Regions from separate parts of the Homo sapiens genome. Here region 1 is linked to region 2. Evidence: read pairs that join two places in POLR2A ChIA-PET (ENCODE). Cell type or tissue: B cell. All regions are shown on one strand. Links, peaks and the distances in the headings refer to the core of each region. The heading gives the core; the rest is flanking DNA. Region 1 overlaps GPR4 (G protein-coupled receptor 4). Region 2 overlaps PPP1R13L (protein phosphatase 1 regulatory subunit 13 like).

What was found. ChIA-PET counts read pairs that join two places held together with the same protein. Peaks named below come from ENCODE experiments on the same cell type or tissue, not always from the same donor. Only the 100,000 strongest peaks of a DNase experiment are listed, where the experiment ranks them.
Region 1: POLR2A ChIA-PET joins it to region 2 with 7 read pairs; 4 of 35 experiments call an interaction of 5 or more read pairs at or near these places.

The regions. Positions count from the first base shown.
Region 1 is chr19:45,596,512-45,601,872 of GRCh38, reverse strand. The region is part of intron 1 of GPR4 (G protein-coupled receptor 4); the gene reads left to right. Among named protein-coding and RNA genes, the nearest start is that of GPR4, 3.0 kb to the left of the region's middle. RefSeq lists enhancers at 3,223-3,859, 3,860-4,497. In B cell, for the core only: no CTCF peak of the experiment used is centred there; DNase peaks (open chromatin) are centred at 2,282 and 3,102; H3K4me3 peaks cover 656 bases; H3K27me3 peaks cover 4,615 bases.
Region 2 is chr19:45,394,569-45,399,874 of GRCh38, reverse strand. PPP1R13L (protein phosphatase 1 regulatory subunit 13 like) reads left to right here. Exons shown (of 13, transcript NM_006663.4): 2 at 1,536-1,611; 3 at 1,728-1,870; 4 at 2,817-3,330; 5 at 3,439-3,537; 6 at 3,616-3,707; 7 at 3,989-4,439. The coding sequence starts at 1,557. Among named protein-coding and RNA genes, the nearest start is that of PPP1R13L, 7.8 kb to the left of the region's middle. RefSeq lists an enhancer at 296-1,294. In B cell, for the core only: no CTCF peak of the experiment used is centred there; DNase peaks (open chromatin) are centred at 1,374 and 3,048; H3K4me3 peaks cover 893 bases; H3K27me3 peaks cover 1,626 bases.

The DNA of each region.
Region 1 (5,361 bases), core at 95-5,094, 200 kb before region 2:
TCCTTCTGTGTCTCTGGATGTCTCTGTCTTTTTCTTGATCTCTGCCTCTCTGTCTCCGTCTGTCTGTCTCTGTCTCTCTGTTTCTGGGTCCCACCTCCCTCTGCCCCTGCCTCTGCCTCACCCCCGTCTGTTGTGGGACCTCTGCGGATGTCTCTGACTCTATCTCCATCTCTCCCTGTCTCTGTGTATCTCTTTGCTCTCTCCCTTCCTGTCTCTTCATCTCTATTGCCCTGTCTCTTTCTCTCCGTCTCTTATAACACTGTTTTGGCACCTTCAGCTCTGTCTTCTCTCCTTCCAAATCCTCCGCATCCCGGAACTTTCCTCTGGGCTGGGAACCTGCTTGGGAGTGGGGTAGGGGGCAGGAGGCTTGTGACCTGGGGCAGGCGGACTCTAAGTGACACCATGATCCCAGCGCCCCCTTCACGGAGCCACCCCACTGCCCCTCAGGTCGCACCCAGCCCGCCCGCCAATTTCAGGAATTCCTGCCTGGGGGGTGGACTTCCTCCCCTACTTCCTCTCTTCCAGGATTTGGCTGGGTCACCATTAACTCTTTCCTGCTTCCGCCTCACTCTCCCCCCTGGAACTGGACAACCCCTCCTCCCAAACTAGGCTGAGGAATAGCTCTAGGATATCTGTGAGGCATCGGTTGTGGGATGTGTGTGTGTGCGTACTCAGGCTGGATATGCATTGGGGAATTTGTTTGGCGCAGAAGTGGAGAGGATGGGGCCACACCCCCCAGTTCCCCCTCCAGAGCCCACCATCAGCCCCCCTCCTCCTGAGCCCACCAAGGGGGTATCCGCCCCCACCTCTGTCTTTGTAGATGAACTTGACTTCAGGTTTGGGGTGAGGATGAGGAGGTTTTCTTTTCTGGGGGAATCCCAGCTGAAGAGGATGAAAGACCCATAGGGGCTCCTGGAACCCTGGGAATCCTATGATCAAGTACCTTGAATGTGAACATCTTTGAATGGAAGGGCCCAGATGGAAGAAGCATTGGAGGGGAGGCCTGGGAATTCCAGATCTTTCCAATCAAAGGTCCTGGGGATACTGGAGTCCTTCAATCCAAAAAGAGGAGTGTTGAAATCTTGGCACGTTTCAGTGATGGCAGCTGAGAGCTGGAAAGGGTTTGCGGAGCCACCTAGGCCAACTCCCCCTGCCCCCATTTTATAGATGGAGAAACTGAGGTCCAAAAGCAGAAGTCCCCACAGTGAGTCAGTGCCAGGCTGGAGGGTTGGGACCCCAGTTTTCAACTGAAGCCCAAATCCACAGAGCTGGCTTCTTCTGCTACCACTAAGTCGGATTAATTTGGGGAAAGAGGTCTTCTCAATGAGGAGGGAGAGATGCCAGGGTGAGTAGAAATGGCTGGAATCCAGAAGGGAGGGTTTTAGAAGCAGAGGAGAGAAAATATTTCCAAAACCATGGTGGTGGGGAGGGAGAGGGGCAATAGTTGGTTTGGGTGGAAGGGGTGGAGTTTCGGGAAGAGAGGGAGGGAGGTGGAGGGGAACCGGGATTAACTCCAGCTTCAGTCTCCTGACCCTCCGCCTGGAGCCCACCGTTCCCTCGGGGACAGGGCCTATAATTTGGTTTGTGTCTAGACAAATAATAACTCAGCTGGTGTGAGCGGGGAGGGCTGAGGCTAGGCCCACTAGCGAAAGGGTAGAGAGGCGGCCTGGATATAGCATGTCACCCCCAGGTGGTGAGAATTTAGGGGCCAGGTGGAGGTGGTGACTAACACGCCCCTCTCTTCCCTCCATGAAGCCATAATTTCTTAGAATTCTGCACAATCTTAGAAATCAGGCTGCTGGAATGTTCAAAAGCAGGCGAGAGAAGGGGGGAAAGAAAAGGAAGTGGGGCTCACCGTATTTAGTGTATGTTCCCATTTCTGTAAAAGAGAAAAGGGAAATACATATTCCTGTTTGCTGGGGAAAGATAAAAATCACTGAGCGTTTAATAATAGATTATGAAAGTCATAGAATGCTTAAAAAAATCATAGCGTGTTCTAACAATAGAACTTTCGAATCTTGGAATGTGACACTCCTAGAATATTGGAAACTTAGGGTAGGTACTTACAAAGCCACGATGTAATAAATAGAATGAAAGAAGAGTAACGCTCTAGAATGTTATAATAGAACATTCAACTGCGAAGTGAACTAAGGATAGAACCTGAAGACTGCAGAACCATAGAGACCTAGAACGTCAGAGAGGCCATCTAAGGACTGGTATCCCTAGTAGGCAGTGTGGGCTTTGGGGGCACAGAGACCCTCTCGGTTGAAACAGGGATACTGAGGTGCAGTGGGGCCGTTAGGGTAGCCCGATTGCCCCCTGGTTTCCGCCGGCCGCCAGGGCACCAGGTGGGGAGCGAGGACCAGTGATCACATTTCGTCCCTAATGAGCAGACCGGAGCTGGCTGGTCCCTTGGGGCTGCAGGGAGAAGGCGGGGAGGGGGGGGTGGTGGGAGCAGGAGCCCACAGAGGAGGAAAAGGGGGAGGTGAGATAGCCTGGTGGCATCGGGGACAAGGCTGGTGAGTGAGCCCAGGGGTGCTGGGGGATGCGGGGGGCTGTAGCACTTCTCCCTCTTGTCCTCAAAATCCTCCAAGTTTTTCAGCTTTGCTGGATTTTGGGGTGGCTGGCAGGATGCGGCAGCCGAGGCTGCTAAAGTTGGGGGGGCCAGGTCTTCCTAGTCTTTCCTGTCCCCCCACCATCTCTCCATCCTTGGGTATATTTCTCTTCCCCCCGACTCTCTGGAAGGGGCCAGCAGGGACCCAAGAAGTGGGGGCCTGTGGGACAGACAGGGGGAGCTTCTTGTGGATGTGAGATTTGGGGGTTTACCCCCTCAACAGAGCCTAAGGGGCAGAACTTAGATCCCAACCAGAGAGGGTCCTGGAAGGGGAACGGGGTTATGGGGATCAGGTGATGGAAGGTCGCTTGCTTTCTTTGTGGGGAGAAGGTCGTATCTTCTAGTAGGTTCTCAGAGGGGCCAGAGACGCTCAGAAAGACTTGAGAAAAATTACAGAAGTTCAGAGAGTGAAGAGAAAAACCTCAGGGGAAGGGAAGCTGTTTAGTTAACAGCGACAGGAGGTTTGCCCAGTCTTGAGACATCAAGTGACTTAGACAACTGCCTTGCTGCTGCGGGCCTCGGTTTCCCCATCTGTACCAGGAAGGGGTCAGAAATAGCCTCACACTCCCAGCTGCCACACATACGTCGGCTGCACTGTGGCGTTCTAAGAGTCTGACGTTCCATGCTGACTTTTGGGGTTTCCACGTTGGGCAGATCTCACGTGGGGAAGAAGAGAGGGCTGTCTGGGCACCCCTCCCCCCCATGTCCAGCATCCGCAAGATGCCAGCAGGTTGGGGAGGAGGGGTGGGAGGGAGGAGGGGTGAGAGCTGGACCGGTTCCCCCTTGAGGAAATTAGCAATGGGAAGTGTATTTCCTCCTCTGGCTGCCGGAAGTGTCTCCTGCCCGGGTACCCGAGTTAGGTCAGCAGAGCCCTGGGGGTCGATAGAAAGTGGGGCAAAGGGGACTTCTAGCCCTCGGTGGGTGTCTCCTGCCATGAAGAACCGGTTTATTTCTTGTCTCAGCCCCCTAGTCCCCGTGGAATAATAATAATCGTTCAAATACTGCATGTTACGGAGCTGATATCGCATTCTAGCAAGGACGTTCCGGTCTGTGATGTGATGACTATAAAGCCTGTGCCCCCTTTTACAGAAGGGAGAAACTGAGGCTCCTGGAGACCTAATTCTCTAAATGTCACAGGAGGAAGGGAGAGACTAGGGGCAGAGAGATGGGGAGAGAGAGGGCAGAGGAGAGGGGAGGGAGGTTATTTTGAGTGACTTGGTCTGGGTGGGAGGTTTCAAGTGGAAGGGAGGGACTGGATCACACTGTTCCAGCCTGGAGTACGCCCCCACCCATCCCATCTCCACAGGACCCACAAGCTTCTGCCCAAGAGTCTGGGGTGGGGGAGGCAGCTCTGCCGCTGAGGACCCCACAGGGGGCAGGACTTACTGAGCACGACTCAGCCCTGACCTTTCAAAGTCAATTAAGAAGCGGATAGATCTTGCCCTTTCCAGCTCTCCCCTGACCACCTCTTCCCCTGGGAATGGACTCCTCTCCCTCCCTTCCCCCTCCTCCCCATGCCCTTGTTTGAGCCTGGGGTGGGGTGGGGCAGCCTCATGGGCAGAGAGTATGTTTTTACTCCATGCCTCTGGCCTCTGCAAAGCTTCTGGAATGGTTTTTGCCATTGGCAAATGGCTCTGTGCTCCCTGACCATGACCTTGGTAATTTATTGAGCACCTACTGTATGCTGGGCCTGTCCTGGATGCTGGGGATACAGCAGTCAACAAGGCACACAAAGTCTCTGCCCTCCTGGACAACCTATTCTAGGCAGACAGACACAAACAAAACAGGGTGATGTGAGGAGAGGGTCCTGGGGCAGGGGAGAGTCGGGGACTGAATGGAGAGGGACTCCCGAGGAAGTGAAGGAGGGAACGGAGCTACTCAGACTATCTGAAGGAAGAGCAGTGGCTCACATCTGTAATCCCAGCACTTTGAGAGGCCAAGGTGGGTGGATCACTGGAGAACAGGAGTTCGAGACCAACCTGGCCAACATGGTAAAACCCCATCTCTACTAAAAATACAAAAATTAGCTGGGCATGGTGGTGCACACCTGTAATCCCAACTACTCAGGAAGCCAAGGCAGGAGACTCACTTGAACCCAGGTGGCGGAGGTTTCAGTGAGCCGAGATCGTGCCACTGCACTCCAGCCTGGGCGACAGAGTAAGATTCTGTCTCCAAAAAAAAAAAAGAGCATTCCAGACTGAGAGTATGGTAAGTGTGCAAAGGTTTGAGGCTGGAAAGAAGGTCACTCACTGGCCTTGAGACTGCTGAGGCAGGAAGGAGAGGTGAGTGAGATTGGCTAGGCTGCCCCAGCAGGTCAGACAGAACCTTGTGACTCCGGATGAGGAGTCTGGATTTTACCGCAAGTCCATTCAGAAGCCATTGGAGGGTTTCAAGCAGGGAAGTAACAAGAACTAGGCTGCATGTGGTGGCTCATGCCTGTAATCCCAGCACTTTGGGAGGCCAAGGCAGGAAGATCTTTTGAGCCCAGGAGTTGGAGACCGGCCTGGGCAACATGGGGAAACCCCATCTCCACAAAAAATAGAACGATTAGCCAGGTGTGGTGGCACACACCTGTAGTCCCAGCCACTTACGAGGCTGAGGTGGGAGGATGGCTTGAGCCCATGAGGTCAAGACTGCAGTGAGTCAAGATTGCACTACTGCATGACAGAGTGAGACCCTGTCTCAAAAAAAAGAAAGAAAGAAAGAAAAGAAAAGAAGAAAAGAAAGAGCTGATTTTCATGATAGAA
Region 2 (5,306 bases), core at 307-5,306:
CAGGTTCAAGTGAGCCTTGTGCCTCAGCCTCCTGAGTAGCTGGGATTACAGGCACATGCCACCATGCCCAGCTAACTTTTGTATTTTTTTGTAGAGACGGGGTTTCACCATATTGGCCAGGCTGGTCTCCTGGCTTCAAGCGATCCATCCACCTCGGCCTCCCAAAGTGCTCGGGTTACAGGAGTGAACCACCGCGCCTGGCTGGTTATTGTTGTTGTTGTTTTAAACATATTTATTTATTTGTTTGTTTTAAGACGGAGTCTCGCACTGTCGCCCAGGCTGGAGTGCAGTGGCGCGATCTCCGCTCAGTTCAAGCTCCACCTCCCGGGTTCACGCCGTTCTCCTGCCTCAGCCTCCCGAGTAGCTGGGACTACAGGCGTCCATCACCACGCCTGGCTAATTTTTGGTATTTTTAGTAGAGACGGGGTTTCACCATGTTAGCCAGGATGGTCTCGCTCTCCTGACCTCGTGATCCGCCCTCCTTGGCCTCCCAAAGTGCTGGAATTACAGGCGTGAGCCACCGCGCCCGGCGGATATTGTTTTTACTACATTTACTACATTATACCCCAAGCAGTAGGCATGGGTTCTAGTACACAGCAGACAGCAGAATTATTATTAAAAAACAAAAACAAGGCCGGGCGCGGTGGCTCACGCCTGTAATCCCAGCACTTTGGGAGGCCGAGGCAGATGGATCACGCGGTCAGGAGATCGAGACCATCCTGGCTGACACGGTGAAACCCCGTCTCTACTAAAAATACAAAAATTTAGCCAGGCATGGTGGCAGGCGCCTGTAGTCCCAGCTACTCGGGAGGCTGAGACAGGAGACTGGCATGAACCCTGGAGGCGGAGCTTGCAGTGAGCCGAGATCGCGCCACTGCACTCCAGCCTGGGCGAAAATGCGAGACACCATCTCAAAAACAAACAAAAACAGGATCTAGCACAGTGCGTCCTGGTCCCTAGTAAACATTCAGTAATTCATAGTTATTCCATCCTATGTTTACCGGCACATTGTAGGTGATCAATAGATAATTGTTCAAGGAGTGATTCAGGTCTTAGGACTGAGATAAAGAGATGGACACGGCCGGGCGCGGAGACTCACTCCTGTAATCCCAGAACTACAAAAATTAGCCGGGCATAATGGCGCGCGCTTGTAGTCCCAGCTAGGCAGAAGATTTGCTTGAACCCGGGAGGCGGAGGTTGCAGTGAGCCAAGATCGCGTCATTGCACTCCCGCCTGGGCGACAGAGCGAGACTCTGTCTCACACACATACACAAAAAAAAAAAAAAAAAGAAAAGAAAAAAAGAAAGAGAAAGTGAATTCCGGAGGTTTTAGACTGGGTTTGGACTTCTCCGTGGCGCATGGACTTGGCTTTGGAGGAGTTGGCATTTCCCAGCTGGGGAGGTGAAAGGGTAAAGGGCTTCCAGGGGAAGGAACTGAGTTGAGGCGTTGTCCCGCTCCTGACGGCGTCTGACTCCCTGAGGGCGGGGTCTAGAGGGGCGGGGTCTTAGCCAGCTCCCTCCCTCCCCACCATGCAGGCGCCCGCTCCGGCCGGCACCATGGACAGCGAGGCATTCCAGAGCGCGCGGGACTTTCTGGACATGAACTTCCAGTGTAAGCTGGAGTAGGGGGCGGGGCTGGCGAGGCGGGGACCTCGGCAGCGGGCGAGGGGTGCTGAGGCCGGCCCCTGCCAGGAGGCCAGGTCCTTACCTCCACTCCCACCTTCCCAGCGCTGGCCATGAAACACATGGATCTGAAGCAGATGGAGCTGGACACGGCGGCGGCCAAGGTGGATGAACTGACCAAGCAGCTGGAGTCGCTGTGGTCAGACTCTCCCGCGCCTCCTGGCCCGCAGGCCGGACCCCCTTCTAGGGTAAGCCTGGTTCCCACCTTGATCTCCAAAGCCAGCCTCTCGCCACAGTCCAGACCAGAGGCCTGGATTTCAGGCAAAATTGCCCCATATAGTTATGCAGGTTGTGGGCTCTTCAAGGGAACTTGAAAAAAGGGGACCAGGCCAGGCGCGATGGCTCAGACCTGGAATCCCAGCACTTTGGAAGGCGAGGTGAGAGAATTGCTTGAGACTAAGAGTTTGAGACCAGCCTCTACAAATGATTTTTTAAAAATCTGGCTGGGCACGGTGGTTCACGCCTGTAATCTCAACACTTTCAGAGACAGGCGGATCACTTGAGGTCAGGAGTTTAAGACCAGCCTGGCTAACATGGTGAAACCCTGTCTCTACTAAAAATACAAAAGTTAGCCAGGTGTGGTGGTGCATACCTGTAATCCCAGCTACTTGGGAGGCTGAAGTGGGAGGATCACACTAAGCCAGGGAGGTTGAGGCTGCAATGAGCCGAGATAGAAAAGAAAGAAAGAAAGAAAGAAAGAAAGAAAGAAAGAAAGAAAGAGAGAGAGAGAAAGCAAGCAAGCAGGGAGGGAGGGAGGGAGGGAAGGAGAGAGAGAGAAAGGAAGGAAGGAGAGAGAGGAAAGAAAGAAAGAAAAGAAAGAGAGAGAAAGAAAGAAAGAAAGAAATAGAAAAGAGGGGACCAGTGGAAGTGGACATCTAAAGGGACCCTCAGAAGGAAAGAGGTGTTTACCTAAGTGGCATAAAGGTGACATAGAGTAATGGGCTAGCCACAGTGCTGATTCAGGGCTGTCTCCCCACCACTACTCACCTGGGCTCTCTGTGCCTGAATTTCCATGGCCGGTCAGCCTCCTCTGGGTTGACCTCCAGTGATCTCTCTTGACACCCCCGCCCACACACCAACCCTTCCACTAATGTCTCCTTTGATCCATCCCTCAATGCCCTGGCCTCCCCACAGCCGCCCCGGTACAGCTCCAGCTCGATCCCTGAGCCCTTCGGCAGCCGAGGGTCCCCCCGGAAGGCGGCCACCGACGGCGCAGACACCCCGTTCGGACGATCAGAGAGTGCCCCAACCCTACACCCCTACAGCCCGCTGTCCCCCAAGGGACGGCCGTCGTCGCCGCGCACCCCGCTCTACCTGCAGCCGGACGCCTACGGCAGCCTGGACCGCGCGACCTCGCCCCGGCCCCGCGCCTTCGATGGCGCAGGCAGCTCCCTCGGCCGTGCGCCCTCCCCGCGGCCCGGGCCAGGCCCGCTCCGCCAGCAGGGTCCCCCCACGCCTTTCGACTTCCTGGGCCGCGCAGGCTCCCCCCGCGGCAGCCCCCTGGCGGAGGGGCCCCAGGCCTTCTTCCCCGAGCGTGGGCCGTCACCGCGCCCCCCTGCCACAGCCTACGACGCGCCAGCGTCCGCCTTCGGGAGCTCCCTGCTAGGCTCCGGCGGCAGCGCATTCGCCCCGCCTCTGCGCGCGCAAGGTGAACCCAGGGGCCCCTCGCGGGGCCTTTGACTCGCGGGGTCAAAGCGGGCAGGATCCGGGGCTCGCCACCCCTCCCGTCTCATCCTCCCTGGAAACTTCTCCCCAGACGACCTGACGCTGCGCCGGCGGCCTCCGAAAGCCTGGAACGAGTCTGACCTGGACGTGGCGTACGAGAAGAAGCCTTCGCAGACAGCGAGCTATGAACGTGAGTGGTGGAGGCCCGGGGAATGGAGGACCCGGAGGAGAGGCAGCCCCACAGACCCTAATGATTCCCGCCCCGCAGGCCTGGACGTCTTCGCAAGGCCTGCCTCGCCGAGCCTGCAGCTGTTGCCTTGGAGGGAGAGCAGCCTGGATGGACTGGGGGGCACCGGCAAGGTGAGGAGGCGACGCCTGGGGAGGAGAGGCTGGGGAAGGTCGAGGAGTGGGGTGGGGGAGCGGGGTCAAGGCCAGTCTCCCCCTCGGGGCTGCGATCTGGGTCTCGGCGCCCGTTCCCACGCTCTCCCTTCACTGTGCTGGGTTTCTGCTCCTTCCTCACCCTTTCTTCTCCCTCACTCCCAGGGCTTCCCTCACCTCCTCTCCCTTCTCGTCTTTTGTCTTTACCTCCCCTCCACCTTCCCTCTCTCACCCGATCCCCTTCTCCCTTCCCTCTTCCCCAGGACAACCTCACTAGCGCCACCCTGCCGCGCAATTACAAGGTCTCTCCTCTGGCCAGCGACCGGCGTTCAGACGCGGGCAGCTACCGGCGCTCGCTGGGCTCCGCGGGGCCGTCGGGCACTTTGCCTCGCAGCTGGCAGCCCGTCAGCCGCATCCCCATGCCCCCCTCCAGCCCCCAGCCCCGCGGGGCCCCGCGCCAGCGTCCCATCCCCCTCAGCATGATCTTCAAGCTGCAGAACGCCTTCTGGGAGCACGGGGCCAGCCGCGCCATGCTCCCTGGGTCCCCCCTCTTCACCCGAGCACCCCCGCCTAAGCTGCAGCCCCAACCACAACCACAGCCCCAGCCACAATCACAACCACAGCCCCAGCTGCCCCCACAGCCCCAGACCCAACCCCAAACCCCTACCCCAGCCCCCCAGCATCCCCAACAGACATGGCCCCCTGTGAACGAAGGTGAGTCAGCAATGAGGGCCCTAGAGGACTGGGTGAAGGGAGGACAAATGGCAGGGGGACCAGACCAGCCCTGGGAGGTGGGGAGATCACAGCCAAATGCCTCTTTACAAGCACTGTCCCTGCAGAGAGCTAGGCCAGGTGAGTTTGGGAATTTGGGTAGGAGCCAGGGATAGCTCAAAGGTTAAGTGTGGACCCTGAAGCCAGACTGCCTGGTTCCACGCTGTGTGACCTTGGGCAAGTCACTTAACCTCACTGGGCCTCAATTTTCTTGAGTGTAAAAGGGAAATAATGGGCCGGGCACGGTGGCTCATGCCTGTAATCCCAGCACTTTGGGAGGCCGAGGCGGGCGGATCACAAAGTCAGAAGTTCGAGACCAGCCTGGCCAATATGAAACCCCATCTCTACTAAAAATACAAAAATTAGCCAGGCATGGTGGCGGGCGCCTGTAGTCCCAGCTACTTGGGAGGCTGAGGCAGGAGAATCACTTGGACCCGGGAGGTGGAGGTTGCAGTGAGCCGAGATTGCGCCACTGCAGTCCATCCTGGGTGACGGGGAGACTCTGCCTCAAAAAAAAAAAAAAAAAAAAAGGCAAATAATGATAGAATCGATCCTATTGACATATGTTATTAAATTCATATAAAGCCTTTAAAACAGCACCTGATGGGCCAGGTGCAGTTGCTCACACCTGTAATCCCAGCACTTTGGGAGGCCGAGGTGGGCAGATCACTTGAGGTCAGGAGTTCAAGACCAGCCTGGACAACATGATGAAATCCCATCTCTATCAAAAAAAAAAAAAAAAAAAAAAATTAGCTGGGCATGGTGGCTCACCACTGTAGTCCTAGCTACTCAGCTTGAGCCAAGGAGGCG